2 separate regions of the Homo sapiens genome follow, and region 2 is linked to region 1. Evidence: read pairs that join two places in POLR2A ChIA-PET (ENCODE). Cell type or tissue: GM12878. All regions are shown on one strand. Each heading gives the region's core, and the rest is flanking DNA. Links, peaks and the distances in the headings are about the cores only.

What was found. Peaks named below come from ENCODE experiments on the same cell type or tissue, not always from the same donor. Only the 100,000 strongest peaks of a DNase experiment are listed, where the experiment ranks them.
Region 2: POLR2A ChIA-PET joins it to region 1 with 5 read pairs; 12 of 35 experiments call an interaction of 5 or more read pairs at or near these places.

Annotation. Positions count from the first base shown.
Region 1 is chr15:78,055,495-78,070,662 of GRCh38, forward strand. The region is part of intron 1 of TBC1D2B (TBC1 domain family member 2B); the gene reads right to left. Among named protein-coding and RNA genes, the nearest start is that of TBC1D2B, 15 kb to the right of the region's middle. RefSeq lists enhancers at 1,391-1,510, 6,575-6,684, 10,076-10,215, 10,641-10,690, 10,971-11,020 and 2 more. In GM12878, for the core only: no CTCF peak of the experiment used is centred there; a DNase peak (open chromatin) is centred at 6,551; H3K4me3 peaks cover 1,129 bases; H3K27ac peaks cover 2,186 bases.
Region 2 is chr15:78,109,496-78,124,663 of GRCh38, forward strand. CIB2 (calcium and integrin binding family member 2) reads right to left here. Exons shown (of 6, transcript NM_006383.4): 2 at 14,210-14,244; 3 at 1,670-1,781. Among named protein-coding and RNA genes, the nearest start is that of CIB2, 14 kb to the right of the region's middle. RefSeq lists an enhancer at 3,963-4,052. In GM12878, for the core only: a CTCF peak has its summit at 3,898 (motif pointing right); a DNase peak (open chromatin) is centred at 3,887.

The DNA.
Region 1 (15,168 bases), core at 4,101-8,100:
GCAGACATCAGACACAGTGGTTGCCAAGATCAGAGGCAGTGAAGAAAATGGCTCTGCAGGCCTGACAGCAAGAGATAGCCCTAGACCAAACTACTACTACCTCCAAGCAAAGGATAACCTGTGGGTGCTGTGACCACAACCTGGGTCTTTTTAGTGATACTTGCACACCTGGCCCCAGTTAAAGAAAAGGATCTTTGGGTATTTTCATTACAGGATCTTTGGGTATTTTACAGAAAGTTCTTCCAACTATACCAGCCAAGTTGCCATTTCATCCATTCATTTAACCAACATTTGCTGAGCACCTATCAGGTACCCAGACCTGGGGCCTGGCCTAGTGAGAAAGACAGGAAAAAACAACCAGTAGTTTCCATGTTGCATTAAGTGCTATGACAGAAAGCAGAGCAGGCGACGCGGGGCTGGCGTGACTGGAGAGCACTGGGGAAGGACACATAGCCAAAGAGGGGAGGTGCAGCAAAGGACAAGGTACTCAAAGTTCAGGACACCTGCCATAGGCAGGTTCAAAAGCTTCAAAGTATAGGTTTAATGTCTATCTTCTCCAAGAAACAAACTCCAAGTTGTCTCCATTTCTCTAGCATCTAGCTCAGTGTCAGGCACATAGTAGGTCAGTATTTACTGAATACATATATGAAGGAATAAGTGAATGAATGAATAATCAGAAAATGATACAGGAGAACTTGGTCTTAAAGGGGAAGCAGGCAGTGGCCAGAGGAAAAGAGATTCCAGGGAGAGAGAGAAGTGTCTACAAAAGAACAAAGGTCAGAGAGCAGGAGTGAGGTGAGGTCAGTGAGTGGCAAGGACCTGGCCCTGAAGGGACTTGTGTGCCTTCCTAAAGAGATGGAATGGGGAACTTAGCAGGGCACTGACATTATTAGACAAAGGTACTGCTGGTGAAAATGGTGGTGAGGGAAAGGCAGGTGCACAGTTTGCATAGGAGGAGATTAGTTCAGGCCAGAGGCCGTGAGCCCACTTGGGAGATCCATGAATTGCAGCCTGGAGTTTGGGAGGCAGGCTGGTTGCAGTGCAGACACAGGAGCTCAGCCTGGCCCTGGGGCGGGGCAAAGAGCACACAAGCATTTCCACAGGAAGGGAGAGAAGAGTCACTAGGCAAGTCAGGAACTGAGAGACACAACCAGAGCCAAATTCAGAGCCCAAAGCCCACCCAGTCCTCCTCTTTTTTTTTTTTTTTTTTTTTTTTTTTTTTTGCAGATGAGGGGACAGAGGCCCAGAAAGGGAAGTGACTTGTCTAGGTCATACAGGGAGTCAATACTGTGAGCCCAGTCTGCCAAACCCCCAACCCTTAGAGGCAAGTGTGTGTTTGGGTGGGGGAATGTGCGTGTGTGGTCCTCCCACCAGCTCCCTGACTACCTGGCCCCTCCATCCCCATGCCACAGGTGAGCTAAGCACCCTGGGAGCCTTCTGCTCCAGCCAGGGAGGTGCCCAGACACTTCCTCTTGTTCAGCCTGCATATGCAGCTGTGTTTCTATTTATGCTCGGGAGCCACAGGCTGCTAGAGAAGCTGGCACATACTCACTAGGGCATATCTGAACCAACCTCTCCAGCTGCCTCTGACAATGCAGGCACCATGAAAAATCTGCTTTTTACAAGAAATCCTTTTCACTTTAAATCTTTGAGTATTAAATGTAACTGGGAAACAATCAGTAACCTCTGAGTCATCTCTCACTAAATTCCTGAGGCAAAACTTTTAGATCACATGCTTTCAATGACTGATATTTTATCATATTGTAGAAATTTGGTCAATAAGATGGGCAAAATCTGGTTAACAAGTCAGTTAATCAAGACACTGATTAACTGGGTTTGTTTCCTTTCAAAAAAAAAACCTAAACAGGCTGCTATGGCGGCTCACACCTGTAATCTCAGCACTTTGGGAGGCCGAGGCAGGCGGATCACCTGAGGTCAGGAGTTCGAGACCAGCCTAGCCAACATGGTGAAACCCCGTCTCTACTAAAAGTATTTTTAAAAATTAGCCAGGCGTGGTGGTGGGTGCCCGTAATCCCAGCTACTTGGGAGGCTGAGGCAGGAGAACTGCTTGAACCCAGGAAACGGAGGTTGCAGTGAGCCGACACGGTGCCACTGCACTCCAGCCTGGGCGACAGTGAGACTCTGTCTCAAAGAAAAAAAAAAATCTAGAGATCACTAGAAGACTTTTGACTTCAATCCCCAATTAGCTAGTAAAAGGCTGGGGGCCAGACTGTCTGAAATGGCTCTGGGGCATGTGCTTTGACAGAAAAGCCCCAAAGGGCCTTTTCTGAAGACAGCTGAAACCCAAAGACAGAAACACACACAGGTTCTAAGACTGAGCACCACTAAAAGTACAACACAGCAAAATCAGCAGAAATCCAAAAAGCCTCTGCGTTTTTTATCTGGTATCTTTTAGCAAAGGACTAAATGGAGATTCGGCTCAGGCCTAATTAAATGTATAATCACAAACCAGCCTCTTTATCGCCCCAGTCCCAGGAAATTGGTTCAGATCTGCCCTGTACCAACACAGTAGCCCTAGCCAGACGTGACTACTGAGCACATGAGAGATGGCCAGTGCCACATAAAATCTTTTGGATACACTGAATAAATACGATAGTATTAAAATTAATTTTACTGGTTTAATGTGGCTCATTGAAAATTTAAAAGTATATTATGTGGCTCACATCTTATCTTTACTGAACAGTGCTGGTCTACACTACAATGGCAAATATATTCCATTTTGAGAGCCAAGGTTGGTGGGAGATCTGGCTTGGCAGGAAACAGTACCTCAGGATTATAACATAAGCCAAGGGCATGGGGTCCACGGGGGTGTGGGGCAGCCAACACCATTGCCCTTCTACAGCACTTTACAACTCAAGATAACTTCTCTCTTTAAACAGGCGCCTCCATATCTCCAACCACCCCATGGTCCATTAATGTCCAAGGAGAGGCCAACATTCTTTAGGAACCCAGGCATCTGCTGGTCTGGCCCCAGCTATAGTGCCTTTATTCAGTGCTCCAAAAGTGGGGCGAGTAGGACCTTTGAGTGATCTGGCTGCACAGACAACGCCTTGCTAGGTCTATCACCAGGAGTTCCCTCCGCTGAGCCTCAGCTCAGCTGGTGACAATGAGCCAGTCAGCGCAGAAGCTAACGGCCAGGACCACACAGCATTCACCAAAGACACGCCCGCCGGAGGAGTGAGGACCGGGAAGGATCACCATCTGCCCCCCACCCCTCAGAATGACCAAAATGCTGTGGTCCCAAGTTCTGGAGAGCCAGACAGGCATTCCACTCATGCTAGAAGAAACAGTGACAAGGCAGAGCTCCACAGATCAGCAGAGAATTGGGAGCCGATGCCAGGCAAGCACCCAGCAAGAAGCCAGGTGCTGGTGTGTGCTGTCTGATGCCTTACCTAGGCCAGCTCCTGAGTCTCCCCTAACACCCGTCTCTCCAGCTCCTTCCTCCTCACCCTTCAAGGTCCAATGCAAAGGCCACCTCTTCAGAGCAGGTTTCCCTGACCTGGGTGTGCATTTTGTCTCCCCTAACACCAGTCTCCTCAGCTCCTTCCTACTCACCCTTCAAGATCCAATGCAAAGGCCACCTCTTCAGAGCAGGTTTCCCTGATCTGGGTGTACATTTTGTCTCCATTCTCTGAATAGGGAGCTCAGAGAATCTTGTAGCCCAGGTAACCCTCCCATGGAGGTGAGGGCACTCCCTGTGTGTTCCTCACTAACCCAAGTTCCTTAAAGGCAGAGACCAGACCTGCTGGTCTCAATACGATCCAAGATGTCTTGCACAGTGTCCTGAATATAAACACTCAAATATCTGACTCATCCTCTCATGTTCAATTGTTGCTACTTCCTCAATACTGCTGAAATCCCAGGTCAAATATGGCACCAATCCCAATATGAGACCAAGCTGAACATCTTGGAAAGCCATTGTAGTTGTCTCCTACATGGCTGCATGAACGTCCTGGGTGAGGGAGAGGGGCAGACAAGGATTGGGTGGGCACAATTCTACAGGACAGCCATCTGCTGCCTTTGGGGGCCAAGACATGAGGCACCAGCTCGGAGAATAAAAGCAAGCCATCCACATTCTGCTTGAGGTGGGAATGCAGTCCTTGACAGCTGGCTGAGAAGTACCATGTGATGCCCCAGCTGCTCCCACAAGCTGCTGTCCCCAGGTCTCCAGTAGCTCAAAACCCAGAAGCCCACTCTTGTGTGAGACAGGCCCTGGCCACCTGTTCCTCCTCTTGGGCCCCAGAGACTCCCCTCAGCCTCCCACCAGCTCTCAACTTGATGCTTAGACAAGTCCCACAATAAAGTTGTTTGATTACAAGTTAACTGATTTCAATACACGTATATTATGGGCCCACTCTCAGCAGGAAGTACATGATTGTGAGGACAGGGGCTGGAGTAGCAACCCAGCAGCATCTACAGGGAGTCGGGCCTCATCATCTCCACTAAACAACAAGTTTATCTAAGCTTTTATTCCCTTTAGTAAACAATGTCCACCTATCAAAATTTACCACATTTTAGAAGCTATACTAATGTTCACATTCTTTGACCCACAATTCTATTCCTGGGAATGTAGCTAAAGTAGTCCAAAAGAGGAAAAAGGGACAACACCATGTACATAAAGTGTTCATTTGCTTAACAAATGTTTATTAAGAGCCTAACTTGGGCCAAGTCCAGTAGTTAGCACTAAGAATACAGAACTGGATGAGATCTGGTTAATTCCTACCTCTGAGATATTCACCGCAAGCAAACATTTTCCTTTATGCCAACAATAAACAGTGGGAAACAAGTTTATAATTACAATCAACATAAAATGCCTAGGTATCCAATTAAGAAATCCAGAGGCCAGGCGCAGTGGCTCATGCCAGTAATCTTAGCCCTTTGGGAGGCCCAGGTGGGTGAATCACTTGGGCTCAGGAGTTTGAGACCAGCCTGAGCAACATGGTGAAACCACATCACTACAAAAAAAAAAAAAAAAAATTAGCCAGGCATGGTGGCGTGTGCTTGTAGTACCAGCTACTCAGGAGGCTGAAGTTAGATGATCCCTTGAGCCCAGGAGACAGAGTTTGCAGTGAGCCGAGATCTGTACCCAGCCTGGGCGACAGAGCAAGACCTATCTCTTGGTTGGGCACTGTGGCTCACTCCTGTAATCCCAGCACTTTGGGAGGCCGAGACAGGCAGATCACCTGAAGTCAGAAGTTCGAGACCAGCCTGGCCAACATGGTGAAACCTCGTCTCTATTAAAAATACCAAAATTAGCCAGGTGTGGTGGCACACTCCTGTAATCCCAGCTACTCGGGAGGCCGAGACAGGAGAATCGTTTACACCCAGGAAGCGGAGGTTGCAGTGAGCCGAGATCGCGCCACTGCACTCCAGCCTGGGCAACAACAGTGAAACTCTGTCTCAAAATGAAATCAGAAGACCCTGTCTCTTTAAAATATAATAATAATAGGCCAGGCACAGTGGCTCATGCCTGTAATCCCAGCACTACGGGAGACAGAGGCAGGCAGATTGCTTGAGCCCCGGAGTTCAAGATCAGCCTGGGCAATATGGTAAAACCTCGTCTCTATTAGAAATATAAATTTACCAGGTGTGGTGGCACACTCCTGTAATCCCAGCTACTTGGGAGGCTGAGGCAGGAGAATCATTTAAACCTGGGAGGCAGAGATTACAGTGAGCCAAGATTGTGCCATTGCACTCCAACCTAGGCAACAAGAGCAAAACTCCATATCAAAAACAAAACAAAAGACCCTGTCTCTTAAAAATATAATAATAATAGGCCAGGCACAGTGGCTGACACCTATAATCCCAGCACTTTGGGAGGCAGAGGCAGGCAGATCGCTTGAACCGAGGAGTTCAAGACCAGCCTGGCCAACATGGTGAAATCCCCTCTCTACAAAAAGTACAAAAATTAGCCAGGTGTGGTGGTGCATGCCTGTAGTCCCAGCTACTCAGAAGGCTGACGTGGGAGAATTTCTTGAGCCCAGGAGGTTGAAGCTGCAGTGAGCCATAACTGTACCACTGTACTCCAGGCTGGGTGACAGAGCGAGACCCTGTCTCCAAAAATATATATATAATTTATATATATATTATATATAATAGCATTAGGACAACTGGTCAAATACCTGGAAAAAAAATAAGTGATGCCCTGGGTGAGAAACCTATCATCAGAGAAAATAATTTCAAATTCAATTCATGATTTAATAAACTAATGAATTTAATAAAAACCATTAAATGAATGAATTTAATAAATTTAATAAAAACCATTAAATTAGAAAAAAAAAGCCTGTATAATTAAAATTAAGTTCCTGTCTCTTTCTGCCTCTTACAACAACAGTTGTATAGATTTCCACCAAATTATAAAGGTATGGAAGGGATGACAGGACTTAAATCAAGCAATGTGGCACAGCAGAAATTCACACGGGAAGGTTTAGCTAAAACTGAAGTATAAACAGCAGCCACAAGACTCTATGCAGAAAATGAATGCCATGTGCACCATGATGCACTAGACGAGGAAAACAAAACACTCTGTCAAGACCGAGCCCAAAACTGAAAGCTAGAAGGACAGACACTTCAAACTGTAAGCCCCGGAGCTGCTTCTCCCACGGGCAACCCTGCAAGCCGTCTCCAGGCAGCAGGGAGTCACTGATTATAAGAGGGCTGATTAGTCTCCCCAGCAGCACAAGAAACTGCTGTCCTAACATTTCTATTCTCTTGGAAGGTAAAGGGCTTTCTAAACCCACAAAGAAAGCAAAGCAAAGAAAATATGTGTCTAAAACACTACAAATAAATTAATAGACAATGACGAACTGAAAAAAGACCAAACAACTTCAAAGTCACTAAGCATGGTGTAGAGTTTCACACCACTATAGCTTTGCAGGGCTCTTCACTCTTCCTGGACTGTGGGAAGTCCTGTTTGTCTGGTGAGATCCCATTAATCTTTAGTTTTAAAAAACAACAACATATTTTAGACTTATATTTCAAATAATAACAATCTACATCTGCTGAGGAGAATTTGGAAAACACAGGAAAGCAAAGAAGAAAATAAAATGAACATAGCTGCATCACCAGAAATAACCTCCATCAATACTTTGGTATTTCCAAACATCTTTCTACCCATAAATGTATAGAAAATTCTCTACCCATATATTTTCTACCAATTTTCTAGCCAATTGGTAGAAAACCAATTTTCTTTATAAAACTGTATTAAAATTATATAGACTCTTCCATAATATATATTTGCATATTATATTAGACACCATCAATTAAACAATTACTGTGTGCCAGACACTATGCTTTCGCTTTATACACACTGTCATTTAACCCTCGTAACTAACTCTCCCCAAACAGTATCATCTGCTTGCCCATGGACCCTGGAGCCTAACTACCAAGGTTCAAATCCCAGCTCTGCTACTGGCTGGCTATGTTAGGTATGTTACATAAATTGTCTGGGCCTCGGATTCCTTGCTGGTAAAATTGAAATAATAATAATAGGAACCTACTTCATGGTATTGAAAATTAATTAGTTAACATGTGTTAAGCTCAAAAGGGTGTTTGGCACAAAGTACTCATTAGGTATCAACTATCTATATTATCATGTTTACCGATAACCCACTTAACATGTGTTAAGCTCAGAAGAGTATTTGGCACAAAGTACTCGTGTATCAACTGTCTATATTATCATGTTTACCCATGATAACCCACTTAACATCTGTTAAGCTCAGAAGAGTATTTGGCACAAAGTACTCACTGTGTATCAACTACCTATATTATCATGTTTACCCAAAATCTCATAGCCACTTGGCACAGTCAAAACTCAAACCTGAGTCTGCATTACTTGCTATCAAGGGGAAGGATGAGAGAGCATGTCCAAGACAAAATCAATCCTCTCAGCATTTTAGCAGAAATCACAAGTTCCTCTATGGTTTTTCTCAAATATTGAAATGCTGATGGCCTCAATCAATAGCAAAGTTCAAATAAAAGCCTCTAGGTTGGCTTCAGGGACAAATAAAACTATATCAGATGCTGGTCCCCACATCAGTAGAGAAGGTCCTCTGGACATTAAATCTAGAGGGGTCAGCATAGTGTCACTGGGAGAGGGCATGACCATCAGTCTATGATGGCCAACATGGTTCCACTCTTAATCACAACTCTGCTCTAAGGGTGTTTCTCAAAAATAGACTGCTGTGAGCAATAACAACACCACACACAAGCAAATATGGAGAGGACAGAAACTTCTCCAGTCTGATATAATAGAATCGCCAGGTCTCCTATTCCTAAGGACTCCCTTGTCAGTCTCTCAGATTCATGCATCCTGACAGTCTCAGAGTCATCTACCCCTGGGCCTCTGGGTCTCCAGATTCATCTACCCCTGGGCCTCTGGGTCTCCAGATTCATCTACCCCTGGGCCTCTGCAACAGCTTCCTAACTGGACTTGCTGTCTCAGTCTCTCCTCTCCAAACTCTCTTCTGACACCAAGCCAATGAAGTCATATATGTCGCATGCTTAAAACTCTCTCATGGCTTCCAAGTGTCAAGAAATCTGGCCCACACTGCCCCACACTCCACAGAACTATAACCTTTCTCCCACACAAAAGGCCCACAAAAGCCTTCACAATCTCTGCTCCTACTGCACTAACACCTCCCTAACAAATTCCCACTCACTCAAGACCCAGTTCAAACATCTCATCTGTAAGGCCAGCCAACATCCCTTATACAACCAAACGATCATTCCTCCAACACGCTCTATGTGACGCACACCATCTCAATCACCCACTTAGGGTTATGAACTCTGGGTTCCTTCCCAAAGGGTCAGGTCCTACCATGTTTATTAGCCAAAAGAACAACATAACCAACAATCACGAAGGAGCCACAGGAAGGAAAATATATATACAGAATAGGTCAAGTCTGCATACCTTCTAGAAAGCAATTTAAATTACATGGATAATTTTGGGTATCCATTTCTGAAAAGAATGCGATGGCTGCTCATAATGAAGGAATTTTTGTTTCTTAAACTCAAGGAAGATATTTGGATCTCTAAGAAATGTCTAAAGTAATTTCTTCCATAAGCAATAAAAAGCACAAGAATATTGTAAGCAGCCTGGTAATACAAAACAAAATTCAAATGGAAAACAGACTCTAACCCCGAATCTGATAAATAACTCTAGGTTCCAAATTTTTTCCTGAGTGTTTCAAAATCATGAGCCTGGAAACAATCTCAAGGGATCTGGCCCAGCACCAATGGAAAAAAAAAATGTATTTTTTTCCCCAGGAAGGTTTTGAAATCTTCTGTTTCAGCCCAGCAACAGAGACTAAGAAGGCAAATACTGGATCTCCTGGCTCCTTGGAAAATGGAATACAAGGTCACAAACCTCCATTCCTCTACTGAACATAACAAATTCTCCTTTCGTATCTTTTAAAATTGCTATCTTAAAATTAGCATTCATATGTCTTACAAAATAATTGTATCTTATTAAAATAGTTCTAATCTAGCCCCTTTCAAAGGCTGAGCACACACCTAGAACCCATAATCAATTTCCCGGAAGAGTCTGTGTTGAGGTGGGCAGTCATTCCCTGGGAAGATGCCACATTCATCATCCATTCTGGTAGGTGGTGGTCTGAGGAGTTCTGCCATCTCTAACACTCAAGCACCCCTTTTAAAAAGCAAACACCTTGAGAGAAAAGCCATTTCTTAAACCCATATTCAGCAAATACATTTTTAAGCAAATACCATTTAACAGAGATTAGCAACTAAGGGTAATGGACTAGAAGAATAGGGCCTACAACTAGAACAAAGAAGAGCAAATGTGAGTTCACTGGAAAGTGGGCAATGAAAACAACTGGGCTTGTGAGGGATCTGGCCACATCAAAGCCTCTCACAGCCCAGGCCACCCAGCTGGGCTGAGCCACAGATTTCATCAAGACAAGGGCAAGGACAAGGCCACTCTCCGGACATGCTCGTCCCTACAGGAAATGTAGAAGCCTGTCAAAATACTTTCTGTTTCAGAGAGAAAGGGAGCACGAGGCCTCCAAGTGACCACAGGGCTACATTCCTATGGTTCCCTCTCAGCTCTGCCATTGCACAATGTGAGAGAGCCAAGGATGAGCTCAGGATAAATAACAACTCCTGCAGCCACAGCCTGTAGCCTATTGGATGGTCTTGCTCCACCTCTGCCCACATTGGCTTCCACACACTATGCAATACCACATTATTCTGCTTGATGTTTTTCAACTAAAACTAGGGCAAAAGAATGACTGACTTAACATGAAGTTTTAGGAAACGGAGTTGGGACAGGTTCCCAGGCTCCACCCACCAGAGATTTGGGAGGCAGTGGAGCCAGGTACCAGGAACCCGCCTAGTCTTTCAGTGAATTTACAGGAATGTTTGGGAACCACGGTGATTTCTAACAGTGTTTTAAGGTGGAGTTGGTGTCTCAGGAGTATCAGATGGTCGTCCTATATCATTGTTACCCACTTCTCTCTGGTGAAAAGCTGAGGGATCTGAAAGTACTTACCAGCTCTTTGGTGGTGGTGATCATTGCAATTCACCCTCCCAGAAATACCGAAAGATGCCAAGTGAACACTGTTCCCTCCTGGAGCCTCCCTCTGAATGCTCAGGAAGGAACCCTAGCACGTAGGGTCTGCCAGCCACCATGATCAGCAAAGGGGACAGAAACCTTGGGGCCAATGGAGAATTGGGCCAAAAGCCACTCCTCTGCAGCATAGAAACTCAGAATGCAAAGAAGATATGCAGCTATAAACCACAGAGAGTCAACCCGAGGATGGAGGGCTCACACTTCACTGGTCTTCACCCAAGCAGTTTAGTTATTTCTAGTCCACTTAGAAAGCCACCATCATACAGGGTCAGTCTTTTCTTCACAGCCAAAGAGAACATTCATCATCGGGAGGAGAGCAGTGTTTCACAGGGAAGCCACAGAGATCTGCAGCAGAAGGGCTGGGATGCTGGAAAGAAAGGCAGATTCCTGAGGCCCACTCTGGCCTGCCAACTAAAGCAGAATCTCCAGGGGACGAACCCCACAATCTGCATTTTAACAGAACCCAGGAGGAGTCTTTTCCACACAAAATTTAAGAACTGCGGTTCTGAGGGAGATATTTTCCTTTAAAAGACAGAAACAAAAAAAGTCTTATCAGCATGTTACCTCTACAACAGTATATACAAGAGAGCTGTGTAAACAGTATAAAAAGTGGTTCACTTCTAAGGCCAGAGGGTATGCCTTACAGAGCAGAATGAAAAGATACAGCCATCTGCCAACTGCCTGTTTTCCTTTGACGAACCAAAGAGAAAACCAAAGCCACCTCCAAAGAGAAGCCCTCTCAAAAGGGATGCACCAGGCCTCAATCTCTGCCAGGGAAACATCACTGATGCCTCCTATCAAGTCAACCCCCACTGGAAGTTTATAACCTATGCTGTTAATTTCCAACCTCCATGTGACTAAACTTCTTAAATCTGTGCCCCAACACAAAATGGTTAAAGGTACAATTTGAGTCTCCATATACAACTACTAAAAAAAGAATAAGCCCAATTTTCTACTAATGGATTACGACAGATATATAAAGCAAGTATCATCAAACTGCTGGGTTTAAAATGGTAAAATATCGTTCATGTGTTTGGAGAAGGAGAAGGTTTCAGTGGTAGGGTAGCTAGCTGTGGGACTCAGTTTCCTCTCTGTATCACACATGGGAAGGGGGCTGATCTCTGAGGGCCTCTCCAGTTCTAACTTTGGGATAATGACCCTTGAGCAAAAATAATGAATGCCTTCCTCCAGCTCCCAGAGCCACCTATTGACAATGCCCTAATCACACCCAAAACAGACACAGAAGCTCCCTGAGGCCAGAGGCAAAGCTTGACTCCTGCTCAACAAAGTCTGTTTGGTGAATGGCCAGTTGGCTGCATCCATTTAGAAAGCTGGCCACCTTCTCTGCAAGCACAGCCTCTCCTGAACACCAGAGAGCTGGAGAGGAAAATGAATACTGGGCTTGCTGCCTAGAAATAATTCCTATAATCCAAGATCAACATCTCTGATAACATTAGCCTGCCCACCTCCAGGCCACGGCCAGGCCTGCCATCTGACACTCAGCAACACAAGTCCCAGCCCAGGGGCAGTCTGCTCAAGGAAAGTCTGCTGGTACAGTAGCACTGGCCTAGGAAAGGGGCAGAAAGAAGAAGCACACAGGATCTCAGCTACCAAATCCCCACTTCTCACACTGGATTCTAGTTCTCCCAGGCAATCTCTGCAAAGGCTAAGAAAATGGCCAAGCATGCAAACTCATTAGAAGATGGTGATTCCCAGCTTACAGGGAACACATGTTGCTGATCAAACAGGAACTAAGTCTTTGAGCAGCTACACAATTATACCAACATTTACTAACTCCCTTGTCCCATCTTCTTCAGGGAGCTTTCTTGATAATCAGTTATACAGAACTCTCCAATTCTGCAGTGTTCACCAAAATTATTACACAAATCACAGATTTCTGGCCCTGGGCCATATCCAGATTAGTATTTTACATATGGATGCCCCCTCCCCTTCCTTTACTATGGAGAAGTGCCAGACTTCTCAGAATCAAAAAACTTGCAGACATGTGATATTTATCTCAGTGCTGAATACTACAGACAAACATGGGCCTCTTCAATGTTTTTTTCAAAACTCTTACAATTCTTTGATTATATCAGATGCTAAGCTATTTTTAAAGTTAACACTACAGTTTCTTAAATCAATGGAAAATTTTCACTGCTGTATTTGCAGCAAGCAGCATAGTGCTTAGAATATGATAGATGCTCAAAAATATTTGCTGAGTAAATGGACACTACAAACGTCCGTTTCACCATGAAATGAAAGCACACACACCACACCCACACACACACACACACACACACACACACACACACACAGAGGATATGAGGGCTTAAAGCATGCATTTAGCCAACAAGCATCTAACAGGTGCTGGGATCCTCTAAGTATGAAAGGCACAGTAGTGAAATACACTGACAAAATATCCTAGGAGGTGATGCTCTGGTAGGACACAACAGCAGACACTCAAAGACTAGACCAGGAGCAAAACCATCCTGAATCTGTAGCCGACTGAGGGCCTCCTGTGCTGGCTGGTGAGCTACTGCCTGCTGGACAATCACGAAAGCCACAGTCTCCCCAGGGATCCTCTCAGCTTCTTGCCCCTCACATGGCCTCACATATCTGAATGCCAAGATGTTTACTGAACTGAGCACTCCAGGCAAAGTACTTCACAGAACACTAGTTACAAGCCACTAACTAGTCACCACTACCCAGTTTACCATTTCCACATTGCATTCACTCTGTGAAAGCAAACAAAACCCAGCTGAGGGCTGGCCTGACAGGATATGGGTGAACACCCGATCACATGTCATTAAGATCCCACTACATAAATACCAGAACCGAAAATTGCTAATGAAAATGCCTCTCCCTCTCCCAAACTGACAGTCACTTCTACAATGGTGGGGGTCTTTTTCTTTCTTTAGAGGAAGGGGGTGTTACTGTTTGTATTTTGTTCTGACTGGAGGTGGGAAGTCTGCACCCCAGTGGCTCAAAGGTAAAAGCAACTGATCGAGGAGACTGGTCCACCCCCCTCAGACGTGAGGTGGGAGCTGGTACATCTGAATACTCCTTCCATTTCTCAAGAAATCGTCATCTCCACAGAGGAAGGAAACTGGTAATGTGCATATGAGCAAAGCAAGTGCAGCAGGAGAGAAGTCAATGCCGGGGGCCATTAGGAATGCTTCAGGAAAGGAAGTCCACCAGGGCGGGCCGGCCCTAGCCACACACACACCTGCCAAAGCGAGCTTCACCCATCACAACACCCACCACTCAGAAACAAAATTAAGAAGCAACTGCTCAAGATAGGTTCAGCTTTGCATTTATCTACTTTTAAATCTGTTTGCCAGTACATAACATATAAATACATCAACCCTTTGTACCCAACACGATAATCCTCTAACTTAGTTACATAAAAATACTAGGCATGACCAAACCATCAGTGCCACAGTCCAAACGTGTGTCCCCGCAAAATTCACGTGTTGAGACCCAGTCCCCAAGATGATAGTACTAAGAGGGAAGCCTTGTGGGAAGTGATTTAAGTCATGAGGGCAGAGCCCTCTGGAATGAGATCAGGGTCCTTATGAAAGAGGCCAGAGTGGTAAAAGGAATTTGAGGAGAAAAATACATTTAGATAGATAGATACATACATACATATATACAAACATACATAGATGGAGGCCCCAGAAGGAACTTGTCTGTCCCCTTCTGCTATGAGGACACCACTAGAAGGCACCACCTCTAAAGCAGAGTGAGCCCTCACCAGACACCAAATCTGCTGGTGCCTTCATCTTGGGCTTCCCAGCCTCCAGAACTATGAGAAATAAATTTCTGTTGTTTATAAGCTACCCTGTCTACGGTATTTTTTCACAGCAGCACAAATGGCCTAAAACAATCTATCTGGGAGCAGAAGAAAGAAAACAAAAACCTATTTGTCAAACCCTGCTTAAAACTCTTTACTGACTCTAGCTCTTAAGATGAAGACCAAAATCCTGCCCTGGCCCAAGGCCTGCCTCTTCCAAAGGCTATGTCCCCTTCACTCCTAGTTGCCACCAGGCACTCCTTGAGTCCCACATGCAACCAGCACCCCCACCTAAGGGCCTCTGCTTATGCCATTTCCTCTCCCTACAACACTTGACTTCCTCCTCTCCACCCCCACCCCCGCTCCAGTCAACACCAACTCATCCTTTGAGTCTCAGCTCAAATGTCGCTTCTTCAGGAAAGTCTTTCCTAGCCCTCCACCAACCATAAACCAGATCAAGATCCTGAACTATACATGCATTGCATATCTTTCCTTTCAAACTTCCTAGCACTGGTTGGTGTTTGTTATATTTTATTAACGTCTGTCCCCCCCACCTACTGAAAGCTCCAGGAGGACAGGGACTGTTTGTCTTGTCCAGTCATATCCCCAGTGCCTAAGCACACACAGTGAGTGAATGAGTGGGAAGCTCCTGAGGCCTTCCTAGAACACAAGTCAGTGAACTACAGCCTGCGGTCATTTCCAGTCTCTGCCTATTTCTGTACAATCTACAAGGCAAGGGCAGTTTTAACATTTTTATTTTGCT
Region 2 (15,168 bases), core at 1,476-5,475, 51 kb after region 1:
CTCGGTTTCCCCATCTGTAAAAAGGGAATAATAATAACACCTTCTTAATTGGGTTGTGATGGGATTAAATGAGCTAAAGTATGTAAGGTGTTGGTACCAGGCCCGGCACATGTAAGAGCTCAGGAAGCATTCTACTGGGTCATGTCACATCATTAAGATGGGCACAGCCAGGGACAGTGGTGCACGCCTGTAGTCCCGCTATTTGGGAGACTGAGGTGGAGGAATCACTTGAGCCCAGGAGTTTGAGGCTTCAGTGAGCCATGATCGTCCCACTGCACTCCAGCCTGGGCGACAGAGCAAGACCATGTCTCCAAAAAAAAAAAAAAAAAAAAATGCTGAGCACAGCCAGTGTGTTATCACTGGAGGCACTGCCTCATCTGAAGCAGAAGCAGAAGCACAGATTCGTCCTGTTACCCAGAAGAGCACACAGAGGCTCTGCCTGGATGTGTAGGGCTCTGTCCCCAGCAGAAGAAGATGACAGCCCAGGGCACTGGTGGCCCTCAGCTCAGGCCGTGTCAGGCCAGGATCGTGGGAGGTGGATGTGGGGTCAGATAACTGGACCAGTCAAGCAGCAAGAGCCATACAGCCAGTTCAGGCCCAGGTCTGCTGTCACTCTGCTCCTGTGAATTCTCCCCTAGACCACCTTGGATGCTGCCTCTCCCAGGGAGCTGTACACGGATGCCTTCCTAGATCCCCAAATCACTCATCCTGCAGCCCTTCCATCCCAACTGAGCTAGCGCTTGGCTAGCGCCATTCCGTGCCCAGCCCAGGCCAGTGCGGGAGGCTCAGAGACAGACCACTTGGGTCCTACCCATGAGTGTCTCACCTGCTCCAGCAACCCTCTGAGCTTGCTCTTGAGCCCCTTGCTGGGCCAGACGGGGTGCTGGTCCAGGGCTGAGCCTGGGGCCCATTGTCTCTCAGGACTGAGGTCACAACCAGAGTGCAGGCCCCAAGTGGATGCCATATAGCACTCTGACTCCACCTTCAAGCCACACATCCCAGGCCTGGCAAGGGGCTACTGACGAAGTCCCACTGCAATGGGGAGTTGTGCCCCAAATGCCTTCTTAATGCTGAATGCACTTTACATATTATGGATAAGGAACTCATGAAACGAAACATTCAGATATATATGGTCTGAGGATCAGCAGCATCAGTCTCACCTGGGAACTTGCTCGAAAAGCAGAATCCTGACTCTACTCCACATGTACTGAGCCTGAATTGGCATTTGGACAAGATCCCTGGGGAGTTTAAAATTAAATTTTAACAGGTACGTTAAAGTCTGAGAAATGATGCTATGGATGACCACCATGCTGACCTCAGTGAGAAGCCACAGCCAGACAACGGGGAGACAGAAAAGTTATCTAACAAAGCAGACACAGGTCTGCCAACTACAGCAGGCTTGGGGCCACTTAACAAAGGGACAAGCAAATGAGCACAAGCCCATGGCCTGCAGTTGGGTGGCCACTGATGTACAGCACCCTTACAGAGCCCACATAGCTTATTTATTCAGAGTACAGATGAGGAAACTGAGGCACAGAGAGGTTCTGTGATCTGCTCAGAGCCACGCAGACACAAAGGGTGGAGCTGGGTTCAGCCTAGACCTGGGGGCCTCTGCTGCTGGTCCAGAGGCACAGATCCCCTGCTCGCCAGCAAGAGGTCCTGCACATACCCGGAGCTCTGGCATCTGGATGATGAGGCTCATGGGCACGTGGACGATGGGGCTCTTCCTGTAGTCCATTGGGACGAGGTTGGGGGCCAGCTCATAGAATCGCGAATGCAGCCTTGGAGGAAAGCAGAGAAAAAGCGCTGGAGGGGGTGCCATCCCTAAGCCCCAGCAGCCCGGTGCTGTCCTGCCTAGGCCTCTGCCTCTGCAGAACATCCTCAGCCAGGACCAGGTAAGGGGCCAATGGGAGGCTCTCTGCTCTGCCCACAGGGTGTGAAGTTGGGAGGGAGGTGAGTTCTGCCCAGACCTCTGTGCTGATAACCAGGTTGTGTCCAGGCCTCCCTATTTCCACCACACCCACCCCATCAGCACCACCACCATCACTCCTTGGGCCTGGGTCCAAATCTTTTAATTTTTTCTCCTTTGGGCTCTCATAAGGGTTTTCTATGCTCAGGATACTGTGCTAAGCACTTAACACATCACCTAATTTAATCCTCCTCCACATCACTGTGCAGACAGATGCATCCTGACCCCAGCTTACTGCTCAGCAAACAGGGCTGAAGAGGTTAAGAGTGATTTGTCTAAGGCCACATAACTAGGGAGCATCAAGGGCCATGGGTTGAGCCCAAGATGGGAAATCCAAGCAGAAACTCTTAGCCACTCTTCCCCCTTACACTCCTGAGGGTCCATCAAAGCCTGGGCCCACTTCGTGGCCCCACCACCCCAACTTAAGCCCTGAGGGTTGGGTCTCTCTGGGAGAGCTCTCAGCAGTCCTCACACCCTCAGGAAGCCCCTATGAATGGGTCACCCATAAACTCTCTAACTGGGGGCCATCGGGACCCAGGCTGCTACCCTGGTGGGCCTGGCCCTCCCTCCTCACTGATGGGTCAGGTCCCTAGCTCCTGTCCCAGCCTCCAGGAAATCAAGCCCACCTCAACAAGCTGCATGGACCCTCAAAGGTGTAAGGCATCCTGGCACTGTCTCACTTGGAAGCTCCCTTCCTCCCCGCCCCCTGCCCATTATTCAGTCTTTCTTTGCCCTATGTCCACTTGTCCAGGTCCCTGTCATCCCAGAGAATAGCCCCCCATCCCAAGACAGGTACAAATTGTATTTAGATGACATTGTGAGCTGCATGTGGTGGCCTATGCCTGTAAACCCAGTGTTTTGGGAGGCTGAGGTGGGAGGACCACTTGAGGCCCAGAGTTTGAGACCAGCCTAGGCAACACAGCAAGACCCTGTCTCTACAAAAATGAAAAAAAAATTAGCTGGATATCGTGGCTCAGTCATAGCTACTTGGGAGGCTGAGGCTGGAGGATCACTTGAGCTTGAGCCCAGGAGTTGGAGGCTGCAGTGAGCTATGATTGCCCCACTGCATTCCAGCCTGGGCAACAGAGCGAGACCCTGCCTCTAAAAACAAAAATTGTGTCCATTAAGTGCTGCCATGGGTGGGACAAGTGTAAGGGGCATTGACTGTGGGCTGAGGTAGGTAACCTGCCTAAAGTGATGTCCTAGGCTGCTGGTGAATGGATTAGGTATGACCCTGTATCTCCCAGGCTTGGGCCGGCCCTGCCACCCCCAAAGCCAGATCAGCCCAGGTCTCCTTTTAAGTGGCTTGACCCTGTGACACACCCCAGGCCCACCTTTATCAAGCCATTCAGCACAGCCACCCAACCTTCCTTGGGTTCTACCAGTTCTTGTGGTCCTGCTGCCTACTGTCCTTAGCAAGGCACCTGACTACTTACCCAGCTCAAACAGATAATAACACCAGCTATCGTTTAGCAAGTGCTTACTCTGTGCCAGGCCCTGAACTAATCTTCTCTGTGGATTGCTTTACTTATTTTAATCCCCAAATCACCCTGAGAGGTAGATATTAGTCTCCCATTTTCAGGTAGGGAAAACTGAGGCTCAAGAATCAAGTGTCTTCCCCATCCTACACAGCCAATGAGCAGTGGGAACAGGACTTGAACCCAGGACCTCTGGACACCAACCACTTGGCTCCTCCCTGCAAGTCAAGCCCTGGTAAGCACATCATCTGCTGGTTCAGAGCCTGTCCAGGGCAAATGAACAGTAAAATGCCACATGCCCACTTTGCCAGTCGCACATTCCTATAAAAGGGTCTGAAATTACAAGGATGTGCCATGACTTGGAGACAGAGCAGGAGGGGAAAACCCCTAAACTTGTACTTTGGGTGGGAGGAGGCTCAGCAAATGCCAGGGCGGTGGGATCAAGCTGAGACTCTCCACAAGAGGGCACTCAAGGACTTTCTTTGCTCCTATTTCTTGCATAGAGGAAAACTACTTTTTTTTTTTTACACTGTCCCCAAATAAGGAACAACCACTTGTTTCAAAATTCATGCATCTTCTTTCTTTCTTTCTTTCTTTTTTTTTTTTGAGACGGAGTCTCGCTCTGTCGCCCAGGCTAGAGTACAGTGGCGCGATCTCGGCTCACTGCAAGCTCCGCCTCCCGGGTTCAGGCCATTCTCCTGCCTCAGCCTCCTGAGTAGCTGGGACTACAGGCGCCTGCCACAATGCCCGGCACATTTTTTGTACTTTTAGTAGAGATGGGGTTTCACCGTGTTAGCCAGGATGGTCTCAATCTCCTGACCTCATGATCCGCCCACCTCGGCCTCCCAAAGTGCTGGGATTACAAGGCATCTTCTTTCATAATTCATGCATCTGGTACTTTGACATATCCATTGTGCTTCCAACTGCTACATTTCCCACTTGACCTTGACCCCACCTCATATGTGGCAGTGTGATGTTGGAGTGTTTCTAGGGGTTGGCCTACACCTCTGAAGTTTTGTGGGATGGCTGCAGCAGGAGCATGAAGTCAGGCTGAGGTTGGAGCCCTGCCTACACCTCTCATTAGCAGTGTGGGTAAGTGGGTTAATCCACTGAAGGATAAGTTTCTCTATCAGTAAAGCAGGGGCTATTCTACTGTTCTCACCCCTGGATGTTCATAAAACCACTGGCCTTCAACTGGCAGCTTTTAGCATGCTGCCTGCCACGTCAGAGGCTCCCTGGAAGGGGTGGACTAGGGAGAGAGGCTATGGGTGCTTGGCAGGGTTGAGGAGGTATCCTCTGGGGTGGGAAGGCCAGCTTCTACCCTGGGACACAGATCTGTTCTAAAACAGTAACTAAAATCACATTGGAATTTTTCTTTAAAGAAAAATCCAAGGAGAATTTGAAAACCCAAATCACTGTGAAAGAAACTCTAAGCATTGTCAAAGAACCACATCTCTGTCACCTCTCCCCCAATAAAGGGCACTGAATTCAAGAAGAGTTATATATTAGTCCTACTGTAACATCCAGGACCAGAAACCATACTTACGCTACTTGAACTGCCCCCGAGTATGAGGCAAGAAATGTGAAAACTCTCACTTTATTTTACAAAGTTAACAAGAACCCTGATACAAGAACCTAATATGTAGCATCCAGAATGGACCAATGGCACTTGCATAGATAGATGAAAAAGTCTTATAAAATAACATACTGGGGGCCAGGCACAGTGGCTCATGACTGTAATCTAAATGTGCTTTGGGAGGCCAAAGTGAGAGAATTGCATGAGGCCAGGAGCTTGAGACCAGCCTGAGCAATGTAGTGAGACCATGTCTCTACAAAAAAAAAAAAAAAATTAAAAATTAGGTGGATGTGGTGATATGCATCAGTAGTCCTAGCTACTCAGGAGGCTAAAGTAGGAGGATCTCTAGCCTGGGCAACAGAGTGAGACCCTGTCTCTAAAAAAAAAAAAGATAAGTAAAGAAAGAAAAAAATAGCATACTGGTAAATCAAATCTAAGACTTTAAAAGAATAATATGTTAGGATCATGTAGGATTTATTCCAGAATGCAAAGATAGTTCAATATTTGGAAATCTGTGGCTACAAATCATATTAAGCAAAAAACATTTTGACCAATTTGATAGATGCATTTATGACTGTATATGTGAATACAGAAAAATATCTGAGAAGTTATATACTACATGTTTACACTGATAGTCCCTGGGAGGTGGGAGTAGAGAAATGTGAAAAGAAGGAGGCTAACTTTTACTTGTTATTTCACCTACTTCTCAATTATTTGAAATTTTAGAAGTAATTATTTATTTATTTATTTATTTTTTGAGACAGAGTCTCGCTCTTTCGCCCAGGCTGGAGTGCAGTGGCGCAATCTTGGCTCACTGCAACCTCTGCCTCCAGGGTTCAAGTGATTTTCTCATGCCTCGGCCTCCCAAGTAGCTGGAATTACAGGGGCATGCGACCACACTCGGCTGATTTTTTTATATTTTTAGTAGAGATGGGGTTTCGTCATGCTGGCCAGGCTGGTCTCGAACTCCTGACCTCAAGTGATCCACCACATCATCCTCTCAAAGTGCTGAGATTACAAGCATGAGCCACCGCACCTGGTCAAAAGTATTTTAAAGTATATGTTGTTTTGTCAATTAAAAAAACTTAAAATTCTTAGTAAAACAGAAACAAAAGGAGTTTCTGCTTAGGAGCAGAAACAAAAGGGTATCTCCTTCTCTTTTTTTTTTTTTTTTTTTTTTTTTGAGTCTTGCACTGTCACCCAGGCTGGAGTGCAGTGGCTCAATCTCAGCTCACTGCAGCCTCCGCCTCCTGGGTTCAAGCAATTTTCCTGCCTCAACCTCCTGAGTAGCTGGGACTACAGGCGCCCGCCACCACACCCGGCTAATTTTTGTATATACTGGGGATATACCCATCAATGTGGGATGCCTATAATCACCATTATTATATAACATTTCTCCCCAGGAGCACTAATCAATGTACTATTCGCCATCCAGGTCCATGAGTTCTGCATATGTGAGTCAACTGAAGACAGAAAATATTTGGAAAAAAAAAATTGCATCTACGCTAAACATGTATAGATTTTTTTTCTTGTCATTATTCCTTAAACAATACAGTATAGCAACTCTTTACACAGCATTTACATTGTATTAGGTGTTATAAGTAATGTAGTAATGATTTAAAGTATACAGGAGGTGCCGATTTAAAGTATATAGGAGGGGCTGGGCACGGTGGCTTACACCTGCAATCTCAGCACTTTGGGAGGCCGAGGCGAGCCAATCACTTGAGCCTAGGAGTTTTGAGACCAGCGTGGGCAAAACAGTGTCACCCTTGTCTCTACAAAAAATATATATATATAAATTAGTCAGGCATGGTGGTATGTGCCTATAGTCCCAGCTACTTGGGAGGCAGAGGTGGGAGGACCACTTGAGCCCAGGAGTTTGAGGCTGCAGTGAGCCATGATCGCACCACTGCACTCCAGACTGGGCGACAGAGATCCTGCCTGACAAAAAAAAAAAAAAATTATACAGAAGGATGTGCAAAGTGGATAAGGTTATATGCAAATAATATGCCATTTTATATAGGGACTTAAGCATTTGCAGTTTTTGGTATCCTTGGGAGGTCCTAGAACCTATCCCCCACAGATACTGAGAGAGGAATGTAATTAGTTAAGACAGTAAAATAGTACACTTAAATACTGGAGAGGAGGCAAGTTACCATTTACTGGAAAACCAAAAATAATTAGCTTAAAGACTATTTGAAATAGAAAGAGTTCAGAAGCCTTTCTACACAATAGTTTTTCTATTATGTATTAACATTAGCCTTTTCAAAAGTAGGATTTGGCTGAGTGCAGTGGCTCATGCCTGTAATCCCAGTGCTTTGGGAGGCCAAGGGGAAAGGATTGCTTGAGGCCAGGAGTTTGAGACCAGCCTGGGCAACACAGTGAGACTGTTTCTATAATTTTTTTTAATTAAAAAAAATGAATTCACAATTTAAAAGAACCAAAAAAAAAAACACAACTAAGTATAAAATTGGTATAAAATGTACTAATTTTGAAGTATCAAAAAAACCATGAAAGTTTAACAAAAGATATAAAAATATTTTAGGTACTTAGATAACTATTGTGCATTCCTGATCGGAAAGACTTAATGCTGTAATGATGACGATGATCTGTTCATTTTTCTATAAAATGAATATGACCCTAATCAAAACCTGCAAATGATCTATTTGGGATCTAGCCAGCCCAATTCAAAAGTGTGTTTGGTTAAGTGTTTCTTCAAGCTACTGGCAAAAAAAAAAAAAAAAAAAAAAAAAAAAAGTTTGTTTAAAAGAATAAATGTAGGAGTGTTGCAGGGGAACCCTGAAAAAAAAGAGAAACTGGGGAAACATTTTTCCCTATCAGGTATTAAAACAGTTTAAAGCTATAATAAGGACAATGTATGAAACAGACATTGGCATTTACAAGGCAGACTAGTAGAAGTGGTAGATCCCAATGTAAATGAGAATGAGCCCATGACACAGCATTTGAAATCAATGGGGAAAAGATTAATTCCTCTGAAAGTCACAAACCAGCAATCCACCATTCATGCCTAGTTTCCATATAGCATTTTAAAATAATTAAATTACGTCGAAATAATAAATTTAGAATTTTGCTGCCACCATATACAGATTGAAAGATCTTACACTATAAACCTGGGTTTCTTAATCAAGATGGTCTGAATTCCCCCAAGGCAACAACTAGCTGGGGCTAAGGAGCAGCTATTTCTGCAGGTGTCCGTTCTAAAGAGTTCCCACCCGACTAGACAGCTTCATTTATTTACAGTGCATGCTGGCCCCCCTGACAGGCAGCTGAGCTTCAGACTCTTGGGTTATTCACTGAATGATCTGGGGTCAGAAGACAAAAAGCATATAACAGCAGTGGGAGGAAAAAGCAAAAGTCTTAAAAATATCCATTATCTTTGATCAGGAAATTTGTTGGAAATACCCATATATGTGCAGTTATGTGAATGGTACCACAAGAATATTCACTGAAGTACAAATTAAAATCGTGAAAAGCTGGAAATCTAAATGTTCAACTATACAAATTAAGAAATATCCATTAAATGCAGCCATTTAAAATATTGTATCAGAATATCTAATGATATTGAAAGTTGTTCGCAAGATGTTAAATGAAAAAAGCAGAAGGTACAGTATAATCCCATTTTTTTTAAAAAAGCTTGTATATATTTATATACTCACAAAAAGAAAGACTAAGAGGAAGGCTGGTCACTAAAATGTTAGTGATTATCTTGGGTAGTAGGGGGACAGTAAGATCTTTTTTCTTATCTTTTTTTAACTTTAAAAATTGTGATAAATGGCTGGGCAGTGGCTCACGCCTGTAATCCCAGCACTTTGGAAGCCCAAGGCGGGCAGATCATGAGGTCAGGAGTTTGAGACCAGCCTGACCAACATGGTGAAACCCGTCTCTACTAAAATACAAAAAACAGCCTGGCCTGGTGGCGCGTGCCTATAACCCCAGCTACTCAGGAGGCTGAGGCAGGAGAATTGCTTGAACCCAGGAGGCAGAGGTTGCAGTGAGCCGAGATCGCGCCATTGCACTCCAGCCTGGGTGACAGAGCCAGACTCCGTCTCAAAAAAAAAAAAAAAAAAATTGTGATAAAATAACAGAAAATTTACCATCTTAATTATTAGTTTTTCTAAATTGTGGTAAAATGCACATGCCATAAAGTGTACCATCTTAACCATTTTGATGGGTACAGTTCAGTGGCATATTAAATATGTTCACATTATTATGCAACCATCACCACCACTGATCCACCTCCAGAACTCTCTCCATCTTCCAAAACTGAAACTCTGTACTAATCAATAAGTTCCCATTCCCCCTCCTCCCAGCCCCTGGCAACCACTATTCTACTTTCTGTTTCTAAGAATTTGACTACTTGGCTAGGCCTGGTGGCTCATGCCTGTAATCCTAGCACTTTGGGAGGCAGAAGCGGGTGGATCATTTGAGGTCAGGAGTTCGAGATCAGCTTGGCCAACAAGGTGAACCCCATCTCTACTAAAAATACAAAAATTAGCCGAGCGTGTTGGTACACGCCTGTAATCCCAGCTAATTGGGTGGCTGAGGCAGGAGAATTGCTTGAACCTGGGAGGCAGAGATTGCAGCGAGACACAGACTTTAAAAAAAAAAAAAAAAGAATTTGACTACTCTAGGTACCTCATGTAAGTGGAATCGTATATGTCATTTTGTGACTGCTTATTTCACTGTGCATAATGTCCTTAAGGTCCATCCATGTTGTAGCATGGGTCAGACTCTCCTTCCTTTTGCAGGTTGAATAGTGTTTTATTGTCTGTCTATACCGTGTTTGGTTCATCTATTCATTTGCTGATGGATTGCTTCCACCTTTTGTGAATAATGCTGCTATGATTGTGGGTGTACAAACATCTCAAGACTCTGCTTTCAATTCTTTTGGGTATATACCCAGAAGTAGAATTGCTGGATCATGTGGTGATTTTATTTGTAAGTGTTTGAGGATCCATCATACTGTTTTCTTTAGCTTTCTTATCTACTTTTACAATTTGCCTAAGGAAAAGCAATTTTAAGCATATATATACTTTTTTTTTTTTGAGATGGAGTCTCGCTTTGTAGCCCAGGCTGGAGTGAAGTGGCATGATCTCGGCTCACTGCAACCTCCGCCTCCTGGGTCCCGGTTCAAGCAATTCTCCTGCCTCAGCCTCCTGAGTAGCTGGGACTACAGGAACACACCACCATGCCCAGCTAATTTTTGTATTTTCAGTAGAGTTGGGGTTTCACCATGTTGGCCAGGCTGGTCTTGAACTCCTGACCTCATGATCCACCCGCCTCAGCCTCCCAAAGTGCTGAGATTAAAGGAGTGAGCCACTGCGCCTGGCCAATTTTAAGCATATTACAAAACAATACCATCTGCCTTTTTTTTTTTTTGAGTCAGAGTCTTGCTCTGTTGCCCAGGCTGGTGTGCAGTGGTGCAATCTCAACTCACTGCGGTCTCAACCTCCTGGGCTCCAGCACTTCTCCCACCTCAGCCTCCCAAGGAGCTGGGACTACAGGCACACACCACCAGACCTGGCTAATTTCTGTATTTTTTTTTTAGAGACAGGGGTCTCACCATGTTGGCCAGACTGGTCACAAACCCCTGAGTTCATGTAATCCACCGGCCTCGGCCTCTCAAAGTGCTAGGATTACAGGTGTGAGCCAACGTACCCGACCACAATCTGACTTTTTGATAAACACATACAAAAGAAAAACACTGGCATAATATATACCAAAAGATTAACAGCCTTATTTCTGGGTCATAGGCTTACAGGTAATTTTTTTTGTCTTCTCTTGACTGGCTTCATTTTCTAATTTTTCTACAATCATTATGTATATGTGTAGTAAGTAATTAAAATAGGTTACACAAAGTTTTTAAAAGGTTGAGAAAATAAACAATAAAATAACAAGTAGGCAAATACCTTGGAGTGCTGGCTGGGTGGGCCTCTCTGTGTACCAAGGGGACAAGGACTACTGTCCCGCTGATTAAAGAGCACAGCCTAATTAGGGCACAAGGGAAGTTGAAGTGCTAAGCTCTTACCTATAAAAAGCAAGGTGACTGAATAGGGTGGGCTGCCCACTCGGCCTCAATGTGGGAATGCAGGAGCTGTGTCCTGGGGAGCAATCGGATCTACCTGGGTGGGGGCAGGGCAGAGGGAAGGAGAATTGGAGGCGGGCTATCTGTGACTCGGTATCACTGCCCCAAAGTTGCCACAGAGCTGGGCCCCAACCTGCAAAGAAAAACCTCCTGCTCAAGTTTCCTCCTAGCCATCTGGTCAGTACGCAGGGAGCAGCTTACCAAGAAAACCATCCTGGTGGGGGTGGGGAGTAGCATCCCTGAAAGGCCCTTGGGAGCAGGGAAGATGAGCATGGCCTGGGGCTGGATAGCCTGGCTCTGCAGCTGACTTTGCCCTCTCTGGGCTCCAGGCCTCAGTTTTGTCACCCGGACCTGAGATGTGAACAGTGGAGAGGGCTCTCCTGGAGGGGCAGTCAGTCATGCTGGCCTCTCCACAGAGAAGGCTGGAGAAAAGCGAAGGGGGGTGAAACTGGAATTGAGCCATCATGGCCATGCCTGTTCCCTCTAGGGACAGGCAATCCCGAATCTGTCTTGTCTTAACTACCCTTCCCTGAGGGTGGACAGGTGGGCAGCAAACTCCAGGTAGCTCTTTTCATGTTTAATAACACCATCACCCAGCCCTCCCAGACACAGGGGCCTGTGAGAAAACAGCTCCTGCAAGCAATGTCATCCCCATGCTGCAGACGGGGCCTCAGGCTTGGGTTTTGCTCTGGTGTTGAATTACAGAGCCTAGGGTCCTGATGCGTGCAGAGGGGTGCAGGCCAGGGCTGTGGGGAGCCAGGACGCCTCTCCTCAAGCCCTCTCACCTGCCTGGAGCCCCTCATTTTCCAAGGGGCCAGGGATACCCCTGATATGGTTTGGCTGTGTCCCTACCCAAATCTCATCTTGAATTGTAGTTCCCATAATCCCTACGTGTCATGGGAGGGACCTGGTGGGAGGTAATTGAATCATGGGGGCAGTTACCCCGAGGCTGTTCTCATGATAGTGAGTTCTCACGAGATCTGATGGTTTTATAAGGGGCTTCTCCCCCTTTGCCCAGCACTTCTCTTTCCTGCCGCCATGTGAGGAAGGATGTGTTTGCCTCCCCTTCTGCCATGATTGTAAGTTTCCTGAGGCCTCCCCAGCCATGTGGAGCCATGAATCAATTAAACCTCTTTCCTTTATAAATTACCCAGTCTCAGGCAGTTCTTTATAGCAGCATGAGAATGGACTAAAACAACCACCAAAGGCCCATCATATTGGATCGGATTCCCGGACTGGCCTTCAAGCTCCTCTCTCCTCTTCCCCACACAGGCAATCTTGCTGCTGTCAATGAGACCACGGGAGGATGGGGGTGGGAGTGGGAGCAGGAGAAGCTGGCCTGTGTCTCACCTCTGCTGCTCCCCAGCCTGGAATGTTCTCCCTCAGCCAATCCTACCTGTCTTTCACCCACACACTCTTCATATGGTCACTGGTGGCTAACAGGTGCCATGCTCCCTGTTAGTCCTGCCTGATCACAAGTCTGGTGGGGAGCTGGGCCCCTGGGTCCAGGAACCCAAGGAGCCCCTAACAGGCTGTTAGAGCAGCTGGGATAGCACTAGGGTGGCAGGGTGTTGGGGGTGCTTATAAAGGAGATGATTCTGGAGTTGGGTCTGGAAGGATGCATAGCAATGCTGTGGGCAGAGGAGAGGCGAAGGACACTCCAGGGAGTGGAGATAGCCAGTGCAAAGGCCGAGGCAAGGGGCTTTTGTTGCCAGAATGAAAATGGCCGTGGGCCTCAGAAGACAGGCAGCTTGGGCTTGGCATCTACAAAGGTAGGGAACCCGAAGCTCCCTGTGAGGCTCAAATGAGGCTCCATGCCAAGAACTCTGAAAGGTAAAAGGTGCCACAAGAATGCCAGGGGTGACAGCTTTGTTATTCCAATACCGAGAGCCATCCTGTCGAAATGGGGACCTCACCCCTGACATCTCTCAAGCTACAGGGCAAATCCCACTTATCAAACACTATACCCCAGTGTTGCTGCCTCTCGGCAATGCTATGAGGGTAGGTTTCACTATCCCTATTATACAGAAGAAAACTGAGGCTCAGGGAAGGTCAAATGGTTGCCCAAGGCCACAGATGCCAGGTCTACTGATGCCAGGCCTGGAGGCTTTGCCCCTTGCTCAGACTCTCTAAGGTGGTGGAAGTGGGGTATCCCCTGCCCATGCAGGTGACAGGTTGGAATAGCAGCCTGGGTAGAGAGGAAAGCCGAGAGGCACTGCCTGAATGAGCAGAATGGTTAGGGCAGTGACAAGCTGCAGCACAGCTCTCTTGGGAAGCTGCAATGGGCTCTGGTCCCAGCCTGACCATCGATCTCCAGGGCAAGTGATCCTGGGACTTTGCTGGCTTTTAGTGCCACCCAGGCAGAGGGGCCTAGTGAGGCCCGTGGGGCAGTTTTCTTGGTATTCAGTGATTCCTGCTCACCCACTGGTCCTGGGGTTCTGAGGCTGCCGATCCCCTTTATCTTTCCCATCCAGGTCCACCCCCACCCCCATCAACACCAAGGAGAAGGGCTGTCCTGGGAAGAAGCAGAGCCCTGATGAATAGCTCAGGGGTGGTGGCCATGCCCTCAACTTTTAGACGTCCTAGGAGTGGAAGAACATCAAAGCTAGAGCCAAAGGGCCCTTAGGGACCCCTGGTCTAACAGACAGGGACTCCCTGCTATACCAGGACCCAGGATGCAGTGAAATAGCAAGGGACCTGGAGTCAGAGGCTGGGTCTTGAGTCCCTGGCTCTGTGACTTTAGCCAAGTTGCTAAGCTCCATCTGTCAAATGGGGATAAATGGATTCTCTTGTTACAAGGTCACAATGAGGATTAAATAAGAATGTGCCGGAAACTACCCACCTGAAAGCTCATAGTAAGTAGATGTTCATTCCCCAGCAGGAGGATCTGGGCCCTGGGAGGAGTGGGAAGCTCTAACTCCATCCTAGCCCAGTGGCCGAGTGGGGACCTGAATGTGGCTCCTGATACATGCTGATGCTCTGCCTCAGCCCCAGGAGCACAGCCAGCCCATGTGGGGTGCCCCAGCCTCACCCCGGCCCCAGTCCCAGTCCCAACAGGGTGAACGAGAAGCCACACTTACTTGAGGATGTCCTTCTTATTGAAGAAGGTGCAGTCCTGTTGAGGGAAAACACACAACACACAGTCAGTGTGCGGCTCCCAGACTTTCTTCCTCAGAGGCCTCGATGCCACAGGGCTCACAGGGGATAGCTCCGGACTGGGGACAGAAGAGTCACTACTATCCCTTTCCACCTTGCCCTCACCCACTGGGGACAGCTGGCTCTAGTAGGTATAGAAAATGCCTCCCAAAACCTTTATCCATCCTGGGCTAGGCCTAAGGAGCTTAGTGCATGGTGGGGGGCTGTAGCATGCTTTAGGGTACACATGTAGGAGGAAGATGAATGCTCACAGGTATGCGTGGCTGATTTGAGTGCCAGTGGGATACACTGGGGGATGACAGGGAGGTGGCTGGGAGACAACTCCGAATGAGGACCCACAGGGCCACCTCGTGTAGCTGCATGGGGTGCCATCCTCACTGTAGCCCTGAGCATGGTGCTAGGGGGGTTGTGCAGTCCCAGGCTCAGAGACTGAGAGTTCCAGGCACATAGACTGGGGAAGCATCAGTATATACTTGGTGTCTGAAGCCAGAAAGGGATGAGGTCACCCAGAGAAGGGAGTGAAGAGGCCAGGGAGATATGGGAGGGAGAAACGTGGGCAGGGGGAACCAGGTAGCATCTGGGGTAGAGGTGAGGGTAGGGGCTGCTGGGGATCCCCAGGTAAGCATTACTCCAGGTGGGGGGCAGCACTTGGCTCCTAGGGCCATCCAGATGACAAACTCATCTCGGAGGGGTCCTGTCTTTGTTTAGATGAACTGCCTCTATCCACAGCTTGGCCTGCCCAAGGTGAGTATCAACCACTGGGAGTCAGTGACAATGGCCACTATGCCAGCCCTTGGTGAAAAGTATAGAGGTGAAGAGGACCCAGCACTTTGTAAAATGCCCAACCGTAAAGGGCTTTTGTGCACCTCCCCTGCTGTTTAGC